Linked DNA regions of Homo sapiens: all the other regions are linked to region 1. Evidence: chromatin contacts called from ENCODE Hi-C or POLR2A ChIA-PET data. All regions are on one chromosome and are shown on one strand. Each heading gives the region's core, a stretch centred on a gene start or an enhancer-like site at or near the end of the contact. The rest is flanking DNA. Distances are from core to core; before and after follow the strand shown.

Region 1 (4,303 bases), core at 1,338-3,837:
GCAAGTTCTAATCAATGTAATATGAAAATAACACTAAACATAGTCAATGACTAGTCATGAAAATGTATTTCATTCAATAACAGGAAGTAAGACATCACTGCAAAGTAAAAGATGGACTATCTTGAAATCCTGATTCTGTTTTATGATTTCTTTGTATTCTGCCATTTACTTCAATCTGAGATGACCCTCCTCTTTCCTTCCCCTCTGGATCTGTTCACTATCAGATACAGTCCTAGCAACTTCTGCCTCTGGCAGTGATTTCTTTGGAAGGGGCTCACAGATTACCACATGAATGCATTAAAAGTAATGGCAGGGCCGGGCACGGTGGCTCATGCCTATGAATCCCAGCACTTTGGGAGGCCGAGGTGGGTGGATCACAACGTCAGGAGATTGAGACCATCCTGGCTAACAAGGTAAAACCCTCTCTCTAATAAAAATACAAAAAATTAGCTGGGCATGGTGGCAGGCACCTGTAGTCCCAGCTCCTCAGGAGGCTGAGGCAGGAGAATTGCTTGAACCTGGGAGGCGGAGCTTGCAGTGAGCCAAGATTGCACCACTGCACTCCAGCCTGGGCAACAGAATGAGACTCTGTCTTGGAAAAAGAAAAAAAAAAAAAAAAAAAAAAAGCAATGGCAAAAACTGAAATTACTTTTGCACCAACCTAGTATTTTCTTGAAATGAGCAGTGTACAATCAGCACAACTGCTCAAAACAGCTCAGCCTGCCACTGAGACTTGAAGCCCAGAAGGAAGCATAAAGAAGGCTTTGTTGTGTCAGAAGCCCTCCCAATGAGCTAATGTTTTGTAATCTGCTTCTTTCTTAAGGTAGTGGCTACTGATGCTTAGCAGAACAATTACTTTCTAGCTTCTGCTCCCTGCAGATTTGTAAATACAAGAACCTGGTCATTCTAAGAACTTTCTAGATGTTTTTCTCCCAATCATAAGGGGCACAATCTGTCTGCGGCATAAAAGGAGAATAAAATTTACTTCATCCCTCCTCTGCCCGGCTTGCCTGCTCTGGCCATGAGGTCACTGTTTAACAGACATGGGCAGTCAGCAGCTTTGTTCTAGCCATAGTTGTATTATTAGGTTCGTTAAGAAGAGGTCAAAAGAAATTCAAACGTTAGTTGAATTCAAAACCTCAAACTTAGAACAGTGCTTAAGCAATTATGCACAGTGATTTTCTCAAAGTCAGACTCATCACAGTTCATGCTTCTTAGAGTATGCTTCAACTAGCCCTATTTTCAAAAGGAAAAAAAGAAGAGCAAATTTTATTTAAAAGATGTGAAAGTATGCTGGGCGTGGTGACTCACGCCTGTAATCCTAGCACTTTGGGAGGCTGAGGCGGGTGGATTGCCTGAGCTCAGGAGTTTGAAACCAGCCTGGGCAACATGGTGAAACCCCATTTCTACTAAAATAATAATAAAAAATATTAGCCAGGTGTGGTGGTGTGAGCCTGTAGTCCCAGCTACTCGGGAGGCTGTGGCAGGTGAATCGCTTGAACCCAGGAGGCAGAAGTTTCAGTGAGCCGAGATCGTGCCAGTGCACTCCAGCCTGGGCAACAGAGCGAGACTCTGTCTCCAAAACAAACAAACAAACAAAACACACACACACACACACACACACACACACACACACATATATATATATATGAAAGTAAAATGTTCACTAGACCAAATCATTTAGTATCATACTGAATGGGCGATTCTAGAAAACGGAATGCCTATTCATAATCTCTGATTTCACAGGAGAAAGGTAAAACTGCTAAGACTTTTACTTTTGAGATAAATATGATTGCTTGTTGATATGGTTTGACTTTGTGTCCCCACCCAAATCTCATCTTGAATTGTAATCCCGACCTGGTGGGAGGTGACTGGATCATGGGGCAGTTTCCCCCACGCTGTTCTCATGATAGTGAGGGAGTTCTCAGGAGAGTTGATGGTTTCAAGTGTGGCACTTCCTCGCTCTTTCTCTCCTTCTGTCCTGTCGCCAGGTAAGAAGTGTCTGGCTTTGCCTTCTGCCACAATTATAAGTCTCCTGAGGCCTCCCCAGCCATGAAGAACTGTTCTTTATAAATTACCCATCTCAGGTAGTATCTTTATAGCAGTGTAAAAACAGACTGATACACTTGTTAACTAAAAATAAGTGTTGCTTTTTAGGATCAGATTGTTTACATGCATGCCTGAATTTCTCTCCTTTCGCTCAAACTAGAAAGATTTTAATAGGACATCAGTAAGATTATTATCATAATGAAATTTATTTTCTATTCAGAGTATTTTTTATAACAGAGAGTGGCCAAATACTTTCCCTAGCACTTCCATGCAGTATAGCTCTTAGGAAAAGTGCCATGAATACAACTGACACTCCAAGGCTCAAGCTGTACAAGAAGTAAAATTTCAGAAGTGCTCATGTCACCAACGAGTAACCCATTAATCAAACTTCTCTCGCCTTGAACTGTTCTCTAATGGCTGGTGAGGACACTGAGGCAGTAGCTTCAATCAGCTTTCAAAACAGAGAGTTCATGCTACAGTGCAGTCTAGCAAGGTCCACTGGTCCTCCCTGGTCGGCGTTCCAAATACTTGCTGACTCACCCGCAATCCAGGGATTTGGGGTTTGGGAATGGCAGCTTGTTCCAGGACACTCCTCCAGAGCTCTGTCTTCAGCAGTTTAGCAAGAAATGAAGGAGTAAGTTTTCCCCTCTATCAGGGTTTTTAAAAATTTTATTTTAACTATTCTCACCTTGCGGCAAACCATGTTTGCTTTTCTTCTGCTTTCAATGACTACAATAGGATCATAACTGGAATGTGGCTTCCTTGCCCATTGCTTTCTTTCCTTCCAATGCACCTGCCCAAACATGGTTATTTTTTAAAAACACACAATTTAGCATCTAGTATTTTTCCTCTTATGTACGTACTGTCCCTGCTTTTTGTACCTGGCTTCTCTGCCATTCATTCCTGCTTATTTGGCCCCTTTCACAAATCCAGTACCTCTTCCCCAGTTTAGTAAAGGAGGCCCTGACCATCCATAAAAGCCCCATCCTGCTGGCAGCTATTGATCTACTAGGGAATCTCAGTGGGGTGAGGATATCCCCTTAGGAGAAGGTATCTGATTCCTACGGGAGGGCATGTATAGTTGGATAAAAGGTCCTATTTATTTTTTCTGTCCTATTATTCCCTTGAAAGTCACTGCAATGGAAGATACTGATTATAAAAAAACACACATGAGAAACACCTGGGATCCCGTTAGCACGGAAGCAAGAAGGTGCTCCGCATCCTATGGTGGGCAGGGCAGACTCATTACTGAGAGGATGCAGGTCCCAAGTCCTGGTTTTCATTCTCTCATTTCCAACTGGCAATCAGGGTCCTGAATTTTTTCAGCCACTAACCTCAGCTGGCCTAACACAGTAATTCTGCTACAGAAATAATGAAGTTAATTAAGCTTAGAATGTTAACACTTTCTGTGACACGTCTTAGGGTGAGGGCTTTTTCTTGTTATTGTACATGTGTTAGTGCCTAAGAGAATCATATCATCAGAGAACCTGACAGGCCTTGCAACTTCAACTCAAAACTGAATTTAGATTTTGGATTTTAAGTTGAATGAGGATTAGGAGAATTTGATTAGGTTGGTAAACATTATTTAAATTTATTAGGGAATTCAATTTGTTGTGTTTTAAGTTTGGTTTATTAGACTTATAAGAGCTAATTAAATATTTATGAGGAAATGCTTATTAGGATTGTGAGATGGAGACCAAAGTGTTCAAAATTTTAATTAATAGAATTTATATGTAGAAATAACTTTTAAGTTTAATCCGTTCTTTGAGACATATAAACAGTCAACAAATAAAATTGATCTTATTTTATAGAAGGTTATTGGACTTATAAATAGGATGATAAAATGTGAAAGTTGAAATCAAATTCTTAGGAATATCTAGGTTTTAACATTTAAAAATTGAGTACATTGAATGTTCATTAAAACCCAACATAGGCCGGGCGCAGTGGCTGACACCTGTAATCCCAGCACTTTGGGAGGCCGAGGCGGGCAGATCACGAGGTCAGGAGATTGAGGCCACCCTGGCTAACATGGTGAAACCCCGTCTCTACTAAAAAAAAAAAAAAAAAAATACAAAAAAATTAGCCGGGCATGGTGGCGGGCGCCTGTGGTCCCAGCTACTCAGGAGGCTGAGGCAGGAGAATGGCGTGAACCTGGGAGGCAGAGCTTGCAGTGAGCCGAGATCGTGCCACTGCACTCCAGCCTGGGCGACAGAGCGAGACTCCGTCTCAAAATAAACAAACAAACAAACAAACA
Region 2 (4,303 bases), core at 699-3,198, 330 kb after region 1:
ATACCAGAGGAAACAGAATGGTTCACAGTTCTGGACTTCGAGGATCCTTCTTCTGTATTGTCCTGCACTCTGACTCCCAGTTCCTCTTTGCCTTTGAGGATCCCACAGATCACACGTCCCAACTTATGTGGATGGTCTTGCCCCAGGGGTTTAGGGATAGCCCTCACCTGTTATTTGGTCAGGCACTGGCCCAAGATCTAGGCCACTTCTCAAGTCCAGGCACTCTGGTCCTTCAATATGTGGATGATTTAATTTTGGCTACCAGTTTGGAAGCCTCGTGCCAGCAGGCTACTCTAGATCTCTTGAACTTTCTAGCTAATCAAGGGTACAAGGTGTCTAGGTCGAAGGCCCTGCTTTGCCTACAGCAGGTCAAATATCTAGGCCTAATCTTAGCCAGAGGGACCAGGGCCCTCAGCAAGGAATGAATAAAGCCTATACTGGCTTATCCTTGCCCTAAGACATTAAAACAGTTTGTGGGGGTTCCTTGGAATTACTGGCTTTTGCCGACTATGGATCCCCGGATACAGCAAAATAGCCAGGCCCCTCTAATCAAGGAAACCCAGACGGCAAATACTCATCTAGTAGACTGGGCGCCGAGGCCGAGGAAGCACCGAGAGCGAGCGAGGGCTGCGAGGGCTGCCAGCACGCTGTCACCTTTCAATAATACTCATTATGATACTATAATGATAGATAGATGTCATTATACATTTGTCCAAACCCACAGAATGTACAAAACCAAGGGTGAACCCTAGGACTTTGGGGAATAATGATGTGTCAATGTAGGTTCATCATTTGTAGCAAATGTACCACTCTGGTAGATGTTGACAATGGGAGAAGCTATGCCTATGGGACGGGGAGAGGGGTTGCAGGGGCCAGGGTATATAGGAAGTCTGGACCTTCCTCTCCAATTTTGCTGTGAACCTAAAACTGCCCTTAAAAACTGAAATCTTTTAGGCCAGGCGCGGTGGCTTACGCCTGTAATTCCAGCACTTTGGGAGGCTGAGGCAGGCAGATCACTTGAGGTCAGGAGTTCAAGACGAGCCTGACCAACATAGTGAAACCCCGTCTCGATTAAAAATGCAAAAATTAGCTGGGTGTGGTGGTATGCACCTGTAATCCTACTCGGGAGGCTGACGCAAGAGAATCGCTTACACCCAGAAGGCAGAGGTTGCAGTGAGCCGAGATCACACCACTGCACTCCAGCCTGGGTGACAAGAGTGAGACTCCATCTCAAAAAAAAAAAAGCCTGTTTTAAAAACTATATTTTGATCCGGGAGTCAACCTGAAAGAGCTTACAATGACTAAAGATGGAACAATTTGAGCAAGAAAATAATAATATAACCTGAAGAATAAAACAAATGAGGCTAAGGTACTACAACTAAACGATTAAATAAATACAAGGGTGAAAAGGGAGAAATCCTCCATACAGAAAACTTACAAATAGTATATGAAGATACATTCTCCTCAATAAACCAATTTCCCTTAGGATCACACTTTCTTCTTTACTTGGGCCTCTATCTTGGCTCTACGCATTTTCTTTTAGACAATAAGTTTATTGCCAACAAAATATGTAGTTGCCAAATAGTAAATCCAGTCCCTAGACTCACATGTAACACTAGATTTTAATTATTTCGGTTTTTAAAAAAATCCATTTCTCTTAGCGTTCAATAATAGGGGTTTGGTCTGGTTCCTATTTTCCCATTCACTTACAGAGATGATGTTTAAATATGTTTAAATAATCTAATTCAGTCTTAGCTAGGTATGAACAATATTAAAATTGGTTTACCATTTTAAAAAGTAAACATTAGAGGACACCTCTTCAAAGAATCACTGCATCACTAAATATTTTTTCCAAATACCACACACCCAAGTATTTGGCAATCGGTAAACTTTGGAATGAGAGAGCTCATGGGTTTTTCCCATAGCAACGGTCGAATGACGTGGCCCTCCACTGGACACCCAGAAAGCTGCCCTAGTCCTGGCTAAAGTCTCAAAACTCTGGACAGGAAAGTACATCGAAGTCCTTACCAGCCTTTCCACCCAAGGCACAGCTATGAGACCAGGCTGTAACCCTAAAAGTCAATGACTATAAAACTTGACTGAGACATGCAATGCTGACTCCCAGCTTTGCACACACATCTGTTTAAAATTCAAATGGCTTGTGCAAACCATGGATCGGTATTCAAATAAAACTTTTAAAGAGACTGTATTCATTTAAAAAGGAAATGAAAGTATGTGCCTATGTCTTTGGGTTCTACATTTCCTGGGGAGAGTTGATAGGCCTTCTAGGACTTAGATGGTAGTAAGCCTAGCAGATTGAGCAAGATGTAGAAGCAGACATAAAGTGGCTTTGAATGAGTCACCAACATCTCAGGGCCCTCTCCACAACACATGAAGCCAGCTCTGCAAACCCAGAGCAGCTCTGCACACTTCACACAACTTGGCAACACAAGCACTGGGAACCCAAGAGCAGCCTCAAGGGCAACTGAGCCATCAGAAACAAAATCCAGCTCTGAATGGCACTCCGGGGCCATGCAAATATTTAACAGGCACATCTAGAGAATTCTCAGTCTCAATTAGGAGAGGACCACCACAGTCAGAATGAAGGGGGCTGCCTAACTGCCTCTCAAGTCTCGGGCAATCCTCACTCAGTAATATTGCAGAGGACTACAGTTTTGTGTGTGTGTGTGTTTTTTTTCTTATTTTAGAAACACGATCTTGCTCTGAAACCCAGGTTGGAGTTAAAGTGGCATAATCACAGCTCATGCAGCCTCAAACTCCTGGACTCAAGTAATCCCCCCACTTCAGTCTCCCAAGTAGCTAGAACAACAGGCACACACCACCACACCCAGCCAATTTTTGTATTTTTTGTAGAGACTGGGTCTGCCTACATTGACCAGGCTGGTCTCGAACTCTTGGCCTCAAATGATTCTCTTCCTTCAGCCTCCTAAAGCGCTGTGATCACAGGCACAAGCCACCACAACGGGCGGGGACTATAGTTTTTACAGCACTTCCTTCTGCCCCAACTCATGGAGCTTCACAATCATGGTGTGAAGAATTACCATGCTCATTTTCTGGCTGAGGAAACCTCAAGAGTTTCAGGCCGGGCGCGGTGGCTCACACCTATAATCCCAGCACTTTGGGAGGCCAAGGTGGGTGGATCACAAGGTCAGGAGTTCGAGACCAGTCTGGCGAAACCCTGTCTCTACTAAAAATATAAAAATTAGCTGGGCATGGTGATGCCCGCCTGTAATCCCAGCTACTCAGGAGGCTGAGGCAGGAGAATCGCTTGAACCCGGGAGGCGGAGGTTGCAGTCAGCCGAGATCATGCCATTACACTCCAGCCTGGGCAACAGAGCGAGACTCGGTCTCAAAAAAAAAAAAAAGAGAGTTTCAATAATTTGCCAGGATCATAAAGCCAGAATGGAATAAAGAGGAAACCTGAACCCAAATGTTCTGTTTCCAGGCCCAGGACTCTTAGACACTATCTGTAGCAGAGTAATACTTCAAAATTAATGAAGTTTTGAAGTACTACTTTGCTTTAAACTTAAGGATCCTCTCCTATTTTTTTTAAAGCAGAGTTCTCTATGTTTTTAAATACTCCATAATAGTTCATTAATTTGAGCATTTTTTTGGTGTCTAATGTACAGGTGAGTTGTGTGTACTCTTTCTTGGAATCTGAAATTTCTCCACATGGAGAAAGATTCCGATCCTACTTTTTACCTTTTGACATCTACTCAAAGAATAGAAGTTCCTCTACCTGTTAGGTCCTATAGATACATCTCAACCCATATTGTCACCTGAATGTGCTACAGATAGTTTCTAAGAGTCCTGGGCTTGGAAACAGAACATTCCTCAACCCCTCAGAAACCAGGATGATTTTATTAAAAGGTTCTCAGCAGGTTTTTGTCTGTAGACCAATGGCCACCTATTTGGATCATACACCGTTCTAGGGAAAAAAAAAAAAAAGAAAAGAAAAGAAAAAAAAAAAAATGCTTACGCCTATAATCCCAGCACTTTGGGAGGCCAAGGCAGGAAGATCGCTTGAGGCCGGGAGTTCGAGACCAACCTAGGCAACAAAGCAAGATGCTGGCTCTACACAAAATTTGTAAAAATTGGCTGGGCGCAGTGGCCCACACCTATAGTTCCAGCTACTCAGGAGGATGAGGTGGGAGGATCGCTTGAGCCCAGGAGTCCCAGGCTGCAGTGAGCTGTGATCACACCACTGCACTCCAGGCTGAGCAACAAAGCAAGACTCTGTCTCATTCAAAACAAAAAAAAAGAAAAAAAAAAGCCTAACCTC
Region 3 (4,303 bases), core at 984-3,483, 270 kb after region 1:
ATCTAAGAAATGCATTGCTTAAGGCTCCAGCTGCCATAGATAGTGATTCCTCTGATGGATCTGGGCAAAGTAAATTGGAAAACATCTGGAAAGGATTTGCCATTCTATATGCCATTAGAACATTTGTGATTCATGGGAGGAGGTCCAAATATCAACATTAATAAGAATTTGTAAGAAGATGATTCCAACTCTCATGGATGACCCAAAGGTCAAAAGTTCAAGACTTCAGTGGAAGTCACTGCAGATGTGGTGGAAATAGCAGCAAGAGAATGAAAGTTACAAGTGGAGCCTGAAGAAGTGACTGGACTGCTATAATCTCATGATCAGACTTGAAGGGATGAAGAACTGCTTCTTACAGATGAGCAAAGAAACATGGTTTCTTGAGATGGAATCTGCTCCTACTGAAGATGCTGTGAACATTGTTGAAATGACAACCAGGGATTTCTAATATTACATAAACTTAGTTGATAAAGCAGCAGCAGGATTTGAGAGGACTGACTTTCATTTTGGAAGCAGTTCTATTGTGCGTAAAATGCTATCAAACAGCACTGCATGCCACAGAGAAATCTTTCATGAAAGGAAAAGTCAATTGATGTGGCAAACTTCATTGTTGTCTTATTTTACAAAACTGCCAAAGTCACCCCAACCTTCAGCACCCACCACCTTGATCACTCAGCAGACACCAACATCAAGGCAAGACTCTCTACCAGCAAAAAGATTATGGGGCTGGGCTCAAGTCTGTAGTCCCAGCACTTTGCGAGGCCGAAGCGGGTGGATCACCTGAGGTCGCAAGTTCAAGACCAGCCTAGCCAACATGATAAAACCCCATCTTTACTAAAAATACAAAAATTAGCCAGGTGTGGTGCCATCTGTAACCCCAGCTACTTGGGAGCTTGAGGCACGAGAATCACTTCAACCCAGGAGGTGGAGGTTGCAATGAGCCAAGATCATGCCAATGCACTCCAGCCTGGGCAACAGAGTGAGACTCTGTCTCAAAAAAAAAAAAAGCAGAAGATCACATATGATTTGAAGTCTCAGATGATCATTAGCATTTTCGAGCAGTAAGGTATTTTTACATTTTAATTTAAAAATTGAAATTAATTTTTAAACAATTAATGTACATTGTTTTTTAGACATAATGCTATTACACACTTAATAGACTAAGGTATAGTGTAAACATAACTTTTACATGTACTTGGAAACCAAAATATTCATGTGACTTGCTTTACTGGGATACTCACTTTCTTGGGATGGTCTGGATGTGAACCCTCAGTATTTCCCAGTGTGCCTATGATGACTTTGGGAGGAAGGCTGGTGGACAGGGGGTGAAGTAAATAAGCTAAGTCTTCATCTACTAGAGCAAGACATTTTAGAAAACATCTAAAGTGAATAAATCGAGAAGGGGCCATAATGGAGGTAACTATAAGAAGAACTAACAGGACTTGAGGATCAAATCAGCAAAGGGGTGGGGACAGCCAGGGAAGGATTCCAGCAACTTGAAGGTTTCAAGCCCACTGGAAGGATATTTTTGGTTCAAAGCCGAGGGGAAAAGTAAGTGCAATGAGGCGTGCTGAGTCATGTCTGTCAGAAGAAAGGGCCACTCTATTCTCGAGAGGGCAAGAATGATTATGTTAGTTTAGAAACAGAAATGCAGGGTGGATCTCTAAGGAGAGGTTAGGGAAAAGCCTCTGAGTTTAGGAATAGTGACATTCTAGGAGAGGCCAACATCTTCAAATGCAAAAATGTTTCAGGAAAAACAACAGGGAGCCACACAGTCTTGGAGGATACTCACACTTAATGGTAGGGACATAAAGAGAATATAGGAGGCCAAAAAGTCAGAAGAGGAGAAAAACAAGGATCGAGTCAGTTCAAAAATGGTAAGTGGAAGAAAGTTTCTAGGAGGAAGCAGGAGAGGACCACCTGCAAATTACTGCAGAAAACCAAAGGAATAAGAAATTAGGAAAGGCCGCTGGGTTTGGTTGAAGGTCACTAATCTAAACCAACAAGGGCCAGAGAAATCAATAGCGTGGTGTTAGGAATGGTAGGAGCCAAAATATGACTGCATATTATGTGATGGGGAGATACTAGTGACACACAGAAAAGAAAGAACAAGAGAAACAGGCCAGAGGCTGGGGTGTGGCTGGCCATCTAAAGACTTGAATCTGAGGAAACCTCTGTATCTTTGTTAGCAGCAGGGAAACAATCGCATAAAACTGCTTTCCTTAAAAGAAAGAATTAGTCACACACTGTTTACACTGCTGCCTTCCTAGTGGCAATTTTTGGCGCACAGACAGACTAAACTTTTCCATATTTCTACTAAATCCATTATTTGACCTGCAGAGAGGGTGGGAGGATCTGGCAGAACACAAGGCCCTTTCCAGTTAAGAAAAGGGCTTTGGACCTCACAGAAAGGAACCCCCAATAGGCCACAAAAAGTTTCCCACAGAAGTCCAGTCCAACACAATCTAACCCGTTCCCCTGTGTTGAGGGTCCTTAGTTTTATAATCAGGAGTAAGAAAAAGCAGAAGAGGAAACAGGGATTCAGGAGGAAAGTGCAGGGGTCACCTTCAGGCTGCCAGGGCCAGTTCTTCTCCACAAAATTCAAGTGATCAATTGCACCCTGCCTGCCTTCAAGTTGTTGAGAAGGATGGGTGAATGCTACTCAACAAGCAGGATGGGCATTCAAGTAAATTAAAGTGTCAGCTATGATTTGATGCAGAAAATCTCTTCCCCCTGGAGAGTGCTCAAGGGCAATATGCACATAGGGAATGGCAAAGAATAAGCAAACCATTAGGAAGATGCCACATGGCAGCATAACACTCACACACACACACACACACACACACACACACACACACACACGTAAACGGAGACAAGGATTTATGGTCCATGACCCCATCCATATGGAATTACCTATCAGACCAAAACAGAATTAGGAGGTAACAGGCTGCTGATGAAGAGACTAAAGGGAAGCACATGCAGACAATGCAAACAGCATACAGACTACACACATGGTGCATACAGCATACAAACTATGCATACAGACAATGCATACAGCATACAGACTATGCGTACAGACAATGTATACGGCATACAGGCTATGCATACAGACAATGCATACGGCATAAAGACTGTGTATACAACATAGAGACTGTGCATACAGTGCATACAGCATACAGACTGTATACAACATAGAGACTGCATACAGACAGCGCATACAGCAGACTATATATACAACATAGAGACTGCATACAGACAGTGCATACAGCATACAGACTATGCATACAGACTGTGTATACAACATAGAGATTGTGCATACAGACAGTGCACACAGCATAGAGAATCTGCATACAAACAGTGCATACAGCATACAGATTATGCATACAGACAGTGCATACAACATACAGACTATGCATACAGACAATGCATACAGCATACAGACTGTGTATACAACATAGAGACTGTGCATACAGACAGTGCATACAGCATACAGACTATGCCGACAATGAATACAGCATACAGACTGTGCATACACAGTGCATACAGCATACAGACAGTGCATACAGAGCATTACAGATTGTGCATACAGACAGTGCATACAGCATACAGACTGCATACAGACAATGCGTACAGCTTACAGACAGTGCATACAACATATAGACTGTGCATTCAGCATACAGACTGTGCATACGGACAGTGCATACAAACAGCATATACAGACTGCCAGTAAAGAATATGGGAAAACCAGAGTATGCCAGAAAAACACAGCAAAAGTAAAATGAAAGGAGCAAACACAAAGTCAGGAAAATGGGAGAAATGAAAATATAAGAGAAAGACCAATAAAAATTGTCTTCGACTAAATGAGATGAAAGAGACAAAAGGGATTGAGAAATTAAAATGAAAGAAGGTAGATATTTGAGGGAAAAAATATAGAAAATAAGCGATTTTTAGTAATGGTCATTAAGAAACATGATCAACACAACCAAGTAATTCCAAATCTTCCTTTACCAGTGGTTCTTAACCAGGGGCTGTATTTGCTTCTCAGGGACACTTGGCAATGTCTGGAGACATTTTTAAGTGTCAAGACTTGGAGATGGCAGCCTGGCATCTACTGGGAAAAAGCCAGGGATGACACTAAGTATCCTATAATGCACAGAACAGCCCCCCACCCCAACAGAAAAAGTACCTGGCCCAATATATCAATAGTTCCATGGTTGAAAACTAGCGCTCTAAACGTGGGCTACTATCACCAAACTATTACAACAGATATGAATGAAGAGCCAATGACAGACAGGTTTACAGA

The links. A loop is a pair of places that touch in the nucleus more often than their neighbours do. ChIA-PET counts read pairs that join two places held with the same protein, here RNA polymerase II (POLR2A). Pooled maps may share reads with other maps.
Region 2: a loop to region 1 is called in a map of heart left ventricle, with 4 times the contacts of the local background. The contact joins two enhancer-like sites. A Hi-C loop is called at or near these places in 3 of 168 maps with a recorded cell type or tissue (ascending aorta, heart left ventricle and tibial artery) and 2 of 50 pooled maps. POLR2A ChIA-PET finds 5 or more read pairs at or near these places in 1 of 52 experiments (Panc1).
Region 3: a loop to region 1 is called in a map of Caco-2, with 2.3 times the contacts of the local background. The contact joins two enhancer-like sites. A Hi-C loop is called at or near these places in 1 of 168 maps with a recorded cell type or tissue (Caco-2), 1 of 37 single-sample maps with no recorded cell type and 1 of 50 pooled maps. POLR2A ChIA-PET finds 5 or more read pairs at or near these places in 1 of 52 experiments (GM12878).

Annotation. Positions count from the first base shown.
Region 1 is chr2:33,375,520-33,379,822 of GRCh38, reverse strand. All of the region lies in intron 31 of LTBP1 (latent transforming growth factor beta binding protein 1), which reads right to left. Among named protein-coding and RNA genes, the nearest start is that of MIR4430, 41 kb to the left of the region's middle. Within about 2 kb of position 2,587, at least 3 of the 41 ENCODE cell types and tissues checked have a DNase peak (open chromatin) inside an H3K27ac peak, as active enhancers do.
Region 2 is chr2:33,049,821-33,054,123 of GRCh38, reverse strand. All of the region lies in intron 3 of LTBP1 (latent transforming growth factor beta binding protein 1), which reads right to left. Among named protein-coding and RNA genes, the nearest start is that of LTBP1, 110 kb to the right of the region's middle. Within about 2 kb of position 1,948, at least 4 of the 41 ENCODE cell types and tissues checked have a DNase peak (open chromatin) inside an H3K27ac peak, as active enhancers do.
Region 3 is chr2:33,102,146-33,106,448 of GRCh38, reverse strand. All of the region lies in intron 3 of LTBP1 (latent transforming growth factor beta binding protein 1), which reads right to left. Among named protein-coding and RNA genes, the nearest start is that of LTBP1, 160 kb to the right of the region's middle. Within about 2 kb of position 2,233, at least 4 of the 41 ENCODE cell types and tissues checked have a DNase peak (open chromatin) inside an H3K27ac peak, as active enhancers do.